Regions from separate parts of the Homo sapiens genome. Here region 2 is linked to region 1. A link is a contact called in ENCODE Hi-C or POLR2A ChIA-PET data. All regions are on one chromosome and are shown on one strand. The core of a region is the stretch at or near the end of the contact, and the rest is flanking DNA. Distances in the headings are between cores, read along the strand shown.

The links. A loop is a pair of places that touch in the nucleus more often than their neighbours do. ChIA-PET counts read pairs that join two places held with the same protein, here RNA polymerase II (POLR2A). Pooled maps may share reads with other maps.
Region 2: a loop to region 1 is called in a map of endothelial cell of umbilical vein, with 3 times the contacts of the local background. The contact joins the enhancer-like site here to the promoter of MTHFD2L in region 1. A Hi-C loop is called at or near these places in 1 of 168 maps with a recorded cell type or tissue (endothelial cell of umbilical vein), 2 of 37 single-sample maps with no recorded cell type and 8 of 50 pooled maps. POLR2A ChIA-PET finds 5 or more read pairs at or near these places in 1 of 52 experiments (BJ).

What each region holds. Positions count from the first base shown.
Region 1 is chr4:74,156,737-74,162,721 of GRCh38, reverse strand. It overlaps MTHFD2L (methylenetetrahydrofolate dehydrogenase (NADP+ dependent) 2 like), which reads right to left and starts at 4,604. Exons shown (of 8, transcript NM_001144978.3): 1 at 4,441-4,604. The coding sequence starts at 4,583. RefSeq lists enhancers at 3,950-4,706, 4,707-5,465.
Region 2 is chr4:74,226,328-74,232,284 of GRCh38, reverse strand. All of the region lies in intron 6 of MTHFD2L (methylenetetrahydrofolate dehydrogenase (NADP+ dependent) 2 like), which reads right to left. Among named protein-coding and RNA genes, the nearest start is that of MTHFD2L, 71 kb to the right of the region's middle. RefSeq lists a silencer at 3,418-3,487. Within about 2 kb of position 1,309, at least 10 of the 41 ENCODE cell types and tissues checked have a DNase peak (open chromatin) inside an H3K27ac peak, as active enhancers do; they include endothelial cell of umbilical vein, where a contact is called at or near this core.

The DNA of each region.
Region 1 (5,985 bases), core at 3,355-5,854:
TAGTAATAGTGTCTATCTACTTCCTTTAGTTGTTGTGAGGATCGAAGGACATACTGTATATGCAAAATCTCAGCAAAGTGCTTACCACTGACTAAGAGCTCCTTAGATATTAAGAAAATTGTATTTTTCAACAATACAACTGAATTCCTTAAAAGCATGATGGCATTCATTGCAGTTCCAGTTAATCACAAACAGCAAAAAAAAAAAAAAAAAAAAGTGGGGAGAGAACATCTGTTGTAAACTATACACACACCCTCACTTTAGAATTATGAATCTTTAGATCTTTAGATAGTCTTTGGATCTAGGAACACTCTAATGAGCCTAATTATAGAAACCTACATAGCGTTCAGATGATGCAGTGAACAAACCTGGTTGGTATGACATTGACAAGGACATGACCTCAATCTGAGAGTAAATTATTACATATTTTCCAAGAACTAGACAATAAAAAGCAGCAAGATGGTTAGGTAAGTTAGAGCCAATTGATTTAATGTAATATGACACAGTCATTGAAATGCTAATAAAAACAATAGCAACACAGAAACCACTTGTGATGTAACATTAAGTGGAGCAGCTGGCTAGGCCTTCTTGGATAATATCCCGCCCTGAATTCTTTAACACTACTGTTAATTTAGGTTCAGACTGTGTTCTGTTCTGACCATAAAGTTTTCTACATTGTATGTAAAATGTTGTCTCAGATCCAAAGTGAATTTCTTAATAGCAAATCTCATTTATTACTAATCATTTCTTTAATTTAGCATACTCATTTACAGCTCAAATTTCACCTAAGCTCCTCTCTTAAACCTCCTTCCACAACTTAATTATCTCTAAGCCAAAGTGTAATTTCACTGAGCTCCATGGGATTCCTTGAAAGAGTACGTGCCCATGAAAAGATCATCTGGTGCTGCTCCTTTCTGCTGTTTTCATCCTCCCATCAGGGTACTAATAGGAAAGAATAACAACTTCAAGGCATTTGAAATACAAAGATTTGGCTCATTAAAGAACTTGCCAAATTATTAGTAAGACCATGATTAACTAACAAGATCTAAAATTAATACTAGTCCCTCTTTTTCATGTACTGATCCATTTTAGTCAAAAATCTTGATTGTGGAGATATTAGAACACACTATCTCTGAACAGCTGGAACAAAGAAAATAAAACTTAAGATATGAGAGACCAAATGTTGAAACACTTAGTTTTTGAATTTAAAATGACATAAGAACTTCTTAGAAATCAAAATTGTAGCCAGATGGCTATTATATCTCATTTCAGTAGAACACATACAGCAGGAAGGTAGGAACACTACCCACATTATCACATTTGCCAACTAAATAGAAGATGATTTTGAGAAACTGCCTTTCCTAGTCATTAGAAGAGACAGAAATACAGAGTAAGTAGTAGAGGGAAGAGTCTGAAAAATAAAATGAACATTGTTACTGATAAAATGTGTCTTTTTAAATTATTAAACTTAACTACCCACGGTAAAAGACGTGAATACTTAAATAACACAAATAAGTATCTTTTACTAGTTCCAAAAATGTAGATTTTTTTAAAATGTGGTCTAGCTGCAAAAATTATACAGCCGATGCCAGTGCGACACAAAGAAAGGTGAAACTTCCATAAAGACCTGTAGGCAGTACACAATTTTTTTAAAAGCTAAAAGAAATAATAGTATGAAGACAAAAAAGAGAATCTACCAAATTAACGATTTGAGGATTCACTGAGCAACAGGATAAACATGGAATGCTTGGGATATCCATTTAGTTAATTAAAATAAGTAGTTCAGGTAGAATAAGCCAAAGCGGGTTTTGTGAAAGTCCCTGTGTTGCAGGATACCTGCAAATCTGCTTTGAGCATGGCATTAATGTGCAAGGTCTATAACCTTCCCACCCAAATGGGATGGGCTGCTATCAGACTCCTCACACTGAAAAGCAATGGGCACAAACTCATGTGATGCCTTTTAACCCAGGACATTTTGATTTGTAAACTCCTCAAATACCACAACAAAATGGGAAAAATTTAGTTACAAAGACTTTTTTTTTCATTTTTAACCTTTTGCCTGGATAGTTAATTCATTTCAAGAAACAATAAGCTGCAACAAGGGCTTATTTATTACTTTAACATTAATTTCCCCCAATTAATAAGACCTAAATTCTCATGCATAAACAGGAAAACAAATTCACTGCAAATTTTAAAGGAAAACTCATTGAGAGAAGAATGTTAAACGATACTTCAAAATACGGTAACTTCCAAACTCCATCAAACATTAATTATTGAAATTCTACTTAAAAAAGTTCTCCACTAAAAAGTACTGTAAATATTCCATTATTATAGGCATGTGGCCAAAATGTGAAAAAATAATCAAAGATACTTTTTCAATTAAGGCCCTACACAGCTCAGAAATGGTGATAAATCTGTTAATTTAAAACAGTCAATATCACTGGGATAAGAGTTTATCAAACTCAAAGGCAATTTTCAGTGAGAATAACACTAAGGTGTAAATTTCATGGCAAAAGAAAAGATGTCAGACTTAAACCACATTAACTATGAAGAACTAGACAACTAATGTGTCATTATATATATAAAAAAGATGACTGTGGATGGGGACAAGTGGGGAGGCAGACAGTGGCAACCTCTGGAAGATGGAATCTCTTCTCTCTGCTGGTCCTAGAAGAGAAAAGAGACACCAATAAGCATCAACACACTGTCCGAATTCCTCCCCACCCGAGACCCACCAGTCCACAGGTGTTTCTCAACCTTGGGGCCAACCTCACCTTCAGAGATGGTATTCAGTACAAAGAGGGCGTCAAAACCCCCGCCTTATCTTAACTTGCCTAGTGCCCTCTTTAAAAAATAAAAACTATCAAAATATATTACTTTTTTTATAACTATAATCTGCATCAAGTGGAACTGAAAGCAGCCGGGCTGAAATTAGTAACTCTTACAGTGCATAGGGATAATAGCTTTCCAAAACCTTTGCACTCAACTATTTTAAATTATAAAGAGGTCATTATGTGTAACTTAAAAGTTTTGAATTCTACATGAGTTGGTGTGTGTGTACAAAGCAAGGGGCTACAACCAAATTTTGGGGTTGTAACTGTTGTTTGTAATGACTTCCATTCAATGTATGCAGGTCATGGAGAAGATGGGGAGATGGAGTTGTTTACAGCAAGCTGACAGGGAAATTAATCAAGTTGTACTATTTGAAACAAGTTATCCTCACCCTGAAAAGCACCCCTAAAACAACTGAAATTCAAAAAATAATGATACAAACAAGTAATTTAGAGTGACGGCAAATAATTTCCTCAATTCTTTAAAACAAATAGAATTCTACAGAATCTGCTTTTCCTAGGTAGTAGATCTAGCTGGTAGTTCCAAACTAAGTGGAACATTCTTACCCAACCTACTACAGCTTACACAACTCTGATTCACTGTTATTTTCTCACATATCCTTGTGGAAGACCTAGTCACAAGAAATTATGTCCAAAGCAAATCCTATAGGAAGTAATTTTTAAATTCAGACACTCGAGACTAAGATCTAAATGTACACAATAGGGAGTTAACTGATTTAAATTAAATAAACAGTATCTAAGTTTCCACGTTACCAGTCATTGCTTTTCTAGGGATTGTGCTGGGCACTGGCGGATACAAAAACTCGAGTGAGACACAATTTTGGACGTAAAATGGCAATGAAAGCGCATTTCTGGAAGCCCTGAAAGTCTGAAAACAGAGGCTCTTCTGGACTCACAAGCTCTGGGTCAAGAAGATATATTTTCATCTTGTTAAGACGGATTTTGCAACTAAGACTGGTAAAGCATAAGATAGAAGAGTGCGTACCCTGTTGTATTTGCATGGTTCTTGCCAGCAACCAAGACATGTAATGAATCTAAGTCTCATCACCTGACAGAGGTTTAGGGAGGGAGAGCCATACATGAAAAGACTGAGAAATCTGGATTGATATTTGGTTTTGTGAAACCATAAATAATTTTAGAGTTGGAAAAGACTTAGACAACACTATTAACAAAGGAATTCAGAAACGCAAACATTAGTAAGTCATCTGCACAACGCCTACTCCTTTATTTACGAAACACTAAAATAACCAAAGTAAAAACAAATGTTTGACCAAGCCGACCACGTGTTTTTATACTACCTTTTCTTAGTGCCTCAAATGTCTTCCTAAATCAAGTGCACCTGCTGCAAAGATGGAACATTCTGGTGCGAGAGCCCAGAGCAGAGCACGTTTTCGTTCCCCAAGCTGAGGCAACTGCGACTCGCCCGCGCGACCGGCAAGGCCACCTCACAGACAAGGCTGTCCTCGACCCAGCCCGCCGCCGCGCGGCCGCCCACGAGCCTTGGGCCCCACGCGCGCGAGCGCCGCCCGCGCCCCCGCCGACCTCCCACCGCCAGCGGCTCCGCACCCGGCGCCCGCAGCCCTCGTACCTCACACCGCTGCTCCGAAAGCCCCGGAACGCACTCCCGGGCTCTCCCGGTGCCCTTACGGAGGGTGCTGTGCTTCTGCCCAACGCCGGCGCTCGGCCAAGGCGGCCGCGGAGCAGCGAGAAGCCGCGGACCGGCACCGTCATGGCCGCGGATCCCCGGCTTCCGGACTGGGGCTCCACCTCCCGCGACTCCAGTCCTCGCGGCTGGAGGCCTGGCTCCGCCCTCACCCGGGCTGGCAGGGCAGCAAGTAGCGCTTCCCAGCCAGGTTCCGGCAGACACGCAGAGTGGGGTAAAGAGCGGTTCCCAGGACCGGGGACGGAACTGACAGAGTGCCGGGTCCGCAGGGGGCGGGGCCAGGACCCAAGTCCCGGGCCCTCTGAGGATGTGGAAGCGTGCAGTGTGGCCTGGCGACTGGGCCCCGCACCCAGCCAACATATAGCTGGCATTCCCATAGCGACGGCACAGAGAAGGCCTCCAAACTATCACTTTAGGCAGCACGCCCCACTTTCCACCAAGCCAGAGATCCTGCCCAACAGTCTCCGTGACTACGTGGAATTGGATTTAAAGCAGGAAAGAAGTAATAGGTTCATTGTTTCCCACTTCCTTTGTGAGATTCCTTGGAAGTTGGAGAAAAGAACAAAGGTGTGTGGAGAAGGAGCAAAACCTGGCTGAACAAGGAAGGTCTGGACTTTAGGATTTCTATACTTCTACTTTATCATCTCCACTTTTGGAAGGAAATATTGACCAATATCTGTCTTTTCCTGAGTTATGATCAAGTCGATGCAGGCTAAGAACCCTGCATTGTGTGGTGAGCTTGTGTGGTGAGGAAGCAAAATATCTGCTCCCTCTGAAAAAGTAAAACATTAGACTGTCCATTCATTTTGCAAATTAAGACAGACACACAAAAAACAGTCACAGATAAAACCAGCTGGGAAGTTAACAGGAAACAACTTTTCTCCCAAGGTCAGGCTGCTGCTGTTGAGTCAGAACAACGTCTTTCATAGCTGCACTTTTACTGAGAAAACTTGTTTTTTAAAATCATAGACTGTCAGAAAATATGCTCTTTAAAATCATATCAATAAGAATGGGATACCCTACTCTTTCCTGGCTGATCTAAATCCATTTGACACAAATAAGCAGCCTAGAAGAAAATACAGGAAAAAATCTAGGTGACCTTGGGTTTGGCAATGAGACTTTAGATAAAACACTTAAATCACAATTCATAAAAGAAAAAAACAATTTAAACTTCTGCCATGCAAAAGACACTGTTAATAAAGAAACAAATCACATACTGGGAGAAAATATTCGCAAAACATTTTTACAAGACTTACACCCAAAATATACGAAGAACTCTTGAAACTCAACAATTAAAGAAAAAAGAAAAGCAACTCAGTTAAAAGTGAGCAAAAGATCTGAAAACACCCACCAAAAAAGGCATACAGAGGTCAAAAAAAATGGAAAAATATTCAATATCATTTATCATTAAGGAAATACAAATTAAAACAACAGTGAGATACCACTACACTCCCATTAGAACCGCTGAAG
Region 2 (5,957 bases), core at 60-2,559, 73 kb before region 1:
TCTATGAACAAGTGCTGATGTCATCCTGAGAAGGCATACATCTTAAGTATAAAAATAAAGTTTCCATAAAGTTGGTCCCTCATGTGTAAGTCACTTCTTAATTTATTTATGCTTATAAGAACTACTCTACTCTGATACTGTATTAGTATCAAAAGCAACCAAGAAGTATATTCTTTTAGTTATGCTAAGTTGTAGCTTAATAATCAACTGATTTATCATTTCTAAATTGTTTAAATATTCACATGCAATGCCTAACATAGAATACATTAACACATAACACTTATTGAATATTTGCAATATACTGGGCACTGTGCTATGCTCTTTACATGGATTGGCTAGCTTGATTACACTATGCAAAAGGTTTTTTTTTGAGAAGTGTTAAATATTCTTTATTTGGTATTACACATAAACCACACTAAAATGCCTTTCAATAAGTAAAAGGCATCATTTTAGATATGGGAAATTCTACTTAGATCAGCATAGTTAAGATCAAAAATATAAAGTAGACATCGCTATGAAAGGTTACTTTTATTATTATCATTTAAATCACATCAATGAACAGATTGAGATTCAGAAATGAGACCAAGCTCACAATCAGCAAGTCTCAGAGCTGGAATTTAAATCCTGGAATTCTTACTTTAGAAAGGCCTGTGCATTTTCACTACTCTGTACCATGAAAATAATGACAACTTTTAGGAAGGAGGGAAGGAACCCTTAAGTGGAGTAGCAGAGGCTAGCAAAAGAGGACAAGCTGGACAATAACAAATAAGAAATGAGATATGGAAAGGACTATAGTATGAGTGAAGCCATGAAATGTGCTGGCATCACTCAGGAAGCACTCAGGGCCGTAAGTGAGCAAGTTGTACTCCCGGGTTGCATGAGCTGTGGGGATGGTGGAGCTATTTCCTTGCCCCACCCCTTGGAACTTCTCCATGTCCTGGTTTCCTGAAAATTACGAACCCTGTTTCAAGGAGGAGGAAATACACCCGGGGGAAAACCCTATTGAGCCCTAGGATAATGTTTGATGGGAGTGTTTCTAAGACTTGATAATATGATTGGAGAAGTGGTGAAAGGAAATTCGTTGGTCACTTTGTACTTTATGACAAGTAAGTATGAATATTCTGAGTTACTAAATTGCCCATTTATCCTGTTTTATATCATGGTATCTGTCATTAAAAGTGTTGCAATAGACACTCTAAAGTTACAACTGTGAAGGTTCATTCGTCATGCTGGAAGGGATGGCTTAGTGGCCAAAAATGCCAGCTTTCACCACCGTGACACTGCATCCAGAGCTTGACATGCAAGTGGCATTGACTCAGCAGCTCATTTCCTGAATATAGTTTCAGAGTTTACTCAGATGGGTGGAGGGTAATGTGGACAATGTCTAAAAAAACTTGCCTATCCTGCTGAATAATGAAGATTCCTAGAATTTTACAGACTTAGGATAGCCTACAGTTTCCTTAAAGCAGATACGAGAAAGCCCAATGATCTCCAACATGATCTTAGAATTGATACTGGCTAGCTTTCCCTTCTTTATCAGTAGCTTGTGCAAAGCTGATTTAGCCTTTCCCTAAACTGCTCCTCCCCTTTCAACCATCCAGTACTCTTACTGTTCTTTAGATGTAATAGTCTCCTTACTCTTTCTTCACCTTTCCCATAATTTCTTTTTTTCTTTTTTCTTTTTTTTTTTTTTCTGAGACAGAGTCTTGCTCTGTTGCCCAGGCTGGAGTGCAGTGGTGTGATCTCGGCTCACTGCAACCTCCGCCTCCCGGGTTCAAGTGATTCTCCTGCCTCAGCCTCTTGAGTAGCTGGGATTACAGGCACCCACCACCACACCTGGCTAATTTTTGTATTTTTAGTAGAGACAGGGTTTCACCATGTTGGACAGGCTGGTCTCAAACTCCTGACCACAGGTGATCCACCCACCTGAGCCTCCCAAAGTGCTAGGATTACAGATGTAAGCCACTGCACCCGGCCACCTTTCCCATCATTTCTTAATCTTAACATTTACACCTAAATCACTCCATTCATACACTTAATGACATGAACTACTCTTTCATGAATAAATATTTCACTTTTTATTGCTTTAGCAACTACTTTATGATGACAAACTGGAATAATTTGGTAGTTCCCAAAAATAATGCTACAGTGTGTAAATCCAACAACTAGAATAATTCCATCTTAAAAAATTAGATTATATCGGCTAAATATGTATCAATTTGAAAAAGTTCTTATTGTAGTTATAATCTCAAAATCAACACAGCTCACATTTACTGGGCAACCACTATGTGTTAGATATTGTTCTAAGCACTTACCTAGCAAGCTTAAAAAAAAATACCACGCCTTTACCTGCTGTAGTCTAATGAAGATAACAACTATAAACAGGTACTATGTGCTATAACCATGGTACATTAAAGTACTCTAGAAACTTGTTAACTCTCTCTGTGAACTCAGAGATTTGGCTTTGAGTAGGGACTTGAAGCTACTTACTTCTAATTGCATAGTGTGACAGGGTCTGATTCTGCAGATCTAAGCTTCTAACTGAGTCTAAATCTCAATTTTGGGGGCAATTTTAAAAAGGTGAGTGATATATAAGCCAGTAGGAGTAGTACTATGAGAAACTGGAGGGATGACATTAATATTAAATAAGCTAATATTCATGTCTCAGGATCTTCACACAGGATTTCCTCTTTTACTTTCTTCAAGCTTGTGTCAAGATTTCATTACCACATTCTTCACTCTCATCTCTCAGACATTATCATTCTTTCTGATATATATCACGCAATCCTCCTCCTTCTACCCTGAGTTCTCCTAGATGAGGTTGTTTCCATATATGCTGACATTCTCATTATGACAGTGATCTAGCCCTCCCCGTTCTGGCTACCTCTGCCATTAGATCACTATTTCCTTTAAATACCCACTGCTATTTGTATTTGTTTAGTTCCCACACACAATGCATGATATGGTCATTCTGGCAATACTTTATTCCTATTGTCTGGTTATATGGGATTTATTTTTTATATTCACTCACATTCTTTCTATAATTTATAAATGCCTACATGTTTTATCCCTAACTTCTCCAGGTGATTATTAATTAACTGGAAATGTAGCAATCTTTAGTTGTTTCTTATAAATTCTCAATTTTCTTCCCCTAAATTTCCCATTGGCTAAATATTTATTTCTTCAAGAAGACTGCAGAACTACATACAAATCTGTCTTCTACATTCAACATACTTTTGTATTTAGTAAGAGGCATTAAAGGTGAAATAAAAAAGCAAGGAACAGGACTTCTTCCCACTGTCTTTGTTTAAAATGTCTTCTAACTAGTATTAGCATGGTGTATGGCCAACTTGGCTACATCTGAAGTAGCTGCTCACCTGACTGGCGCCCTCTGGTGGTAAGAAAATACCCTCAGCGGGATGCTTGTGGGACAGCCTCAACACCCACCACACCTAAAGCTTGAGTACCTCCTGGCTCCTGTCTTGTTTATTTTATATAGGCTTGAGTCTTCCTTGTCCTTCTGTTCCTTTATTTTCCTTTTCTTTTTCTTTTCCTGTCTTCTTTTTAAATATCTGTACTCAAGGCTGATTTAGGCCTTTACAAAGAAAGCTAGAGAGGATAAACTCAAGGAGGACAACAGTGTTGGCATTATGGCATAAGCTTTGACTTAGTTACAAGAGAATATCAGTGTTTCTTGCAAGTGGATTGTGATCACCCATGTGCCATTTGTCATAATAATAAAACAAACCACGAGTAGGAAGGCATGATGAGAGATTTTCCTCCACTAGAATAAAATACTCATTCAATATAATATTTGATAAATGTTATCTAAGGACAATAGTCAAATATTCTGTACAAGCTGTTAACATTAGTCAAATAATACCTTTTAAGGATAATGTAAACTTCATTCTTCCTAAGGTTAGAAACGGACAAAGATGAGCATTCAAATTCCTCTTTATTCAACAAATTCTGTGTCTTGTGTGTGAACAGAAGTGTCTCTAAAAAGAAGTCAGTATAATACTTATCTGCCATGAAGGTATCAGTGGCTGAAGCAGTATTTCACTTAATGCTGATCTGTGGTCTGAAAAAGTTTACTAACTCTCTAAACATGCCTGACTTCTGTCAATGCAGTTCAAAAATTTGCATTTGATATCACCCAAATGTAATTTTTTGGAAAAACAGGCAATGTGGTATGGTTATCTGTACCAGCTTACTGATTTTTTTTCTGGGAAAAAGAACATTTCTATTTTTACTCTATGAGGAGCCAACTACTGTTCCTGCAGTCATGTATATGTTCTAGGTTCCAGAAAAGGGCCTATAGAAGAATCAGATATTTTATTAAATTTGATTGAAACTATGTGTTCAAATACAAAACAAATTAGAGCAAAATCTAGACCCATTAAATGAAATTGCAATACCTCTCCTCTCTGTTTCTACTTTTACACCTCTAAAGTCAGTTTTTGACACAACTGCAGACATGAGGTCTGATATGTTTTTAAAGGTGTGATCAGTCCTTTAAAACCTAAGTCAGACCATGTTGATCTGCTGTCAGCCATTCTTGGCTTATATCAAAATCCTAACCATGGCCGACAACGTCCTTCATGAGTTAACCCTGGCTACCTTCCCAACAACATTTCTTACTAGTATCCTCATAATTTATTAATATTTTATTAAAATCAGAGTAATATAATAAGCCGTCAAAGACCTGTGTTCTGGAATACATCAAGCATGCTCCTGCCTAAGGACTTTGGTATCTGCTGTTTCCTCTGCTCGGGATGCTCTTCCCCCAGGAATGGTTCTTGATTTGTGCCTTTACTTCATACAGATCTGCTTCTGTCGGTATCTCCATGGGAAACAGAATCCACCCCATATAGTAATGAAATAATTTTTACAGCGATATATTCAGGCTAAGATAAAAACAAAAGCTGTTGCAGCTCTTAGAGATTAGAAACTGGAGGAAGCTTGTACCATTCCTAGGTCTGTAGGGGTGAGGAAATGGTGTTACTGCAGCCCAGTGAGAGCCTTAGCTGTCGGGGAAAGGATGCTGAGCAAAAGCTATCGATGCAGGAGGAAGAGAAAGACAGTAGAAGTGGAAAAGAGTAGAGAAGAAACACCATGACTTGACATTTCTCTTCTTCTCCTTCAGATATCCTACTAGTGCCAAACCTTGCTGGGAGCCAGTGTCAGAGGAACACAGGTGAGGCCATCTTCATTAGTCAGCCTCTCAGGGCCAGACCAGGGCAGGGAAGGGCAGACACTGGGGCTGGTGGACAAATGGAGAATGGCCAGGACAAGAACTCTACTCAAAAGGTCACCTCCCAAGAAAGATCTTCACCAATCAATCAATCTAAAACAGTATCCCCAAAACACTATTCCTTCATCCAGTTTCATTATAGCACTTATCATTATCTGGCATTATATTTTACTGTTTATTTGCTCTCTCTCCCACTAAGATGTAAGTTCTACGAGGGCTGGCATTTCATCATTTGTATCCATTGCTGTATTCCTAAAATTTAAAACAGATACTGCTGCATAGGAAGGGTCCAATATTTATTGAATAAATAATATTCAATTGAATGAATTTAGTATTCAATTGAATGAATTTAGTACTATCTTTGCTATTCAAAAGTACACGTTTAATTAAAATCAGAGTAAATGATAAACTCTCAAATATCTGTAAGTGAATTATCCATACACAAGCCCCATATTCCAGCCTTTTCTATGTTCTAAAATATCTTTCTTGTTAACTTACCCTGTAGGAAAACACAAACAAATTTAAAGAAATTTAATCTTATGAAATATAATAAGTATACATATACATATATTCCATAAAGCTTTCTTTTGTATATTAAAATAGAGAATTAAAGAGTCTCATCATTGAAGGAAGTATTAAAACACAATGAACCCAACCTAGTACTCAGTAGACAGACATTCTCTGCAATGGTCCTTTAAATGGT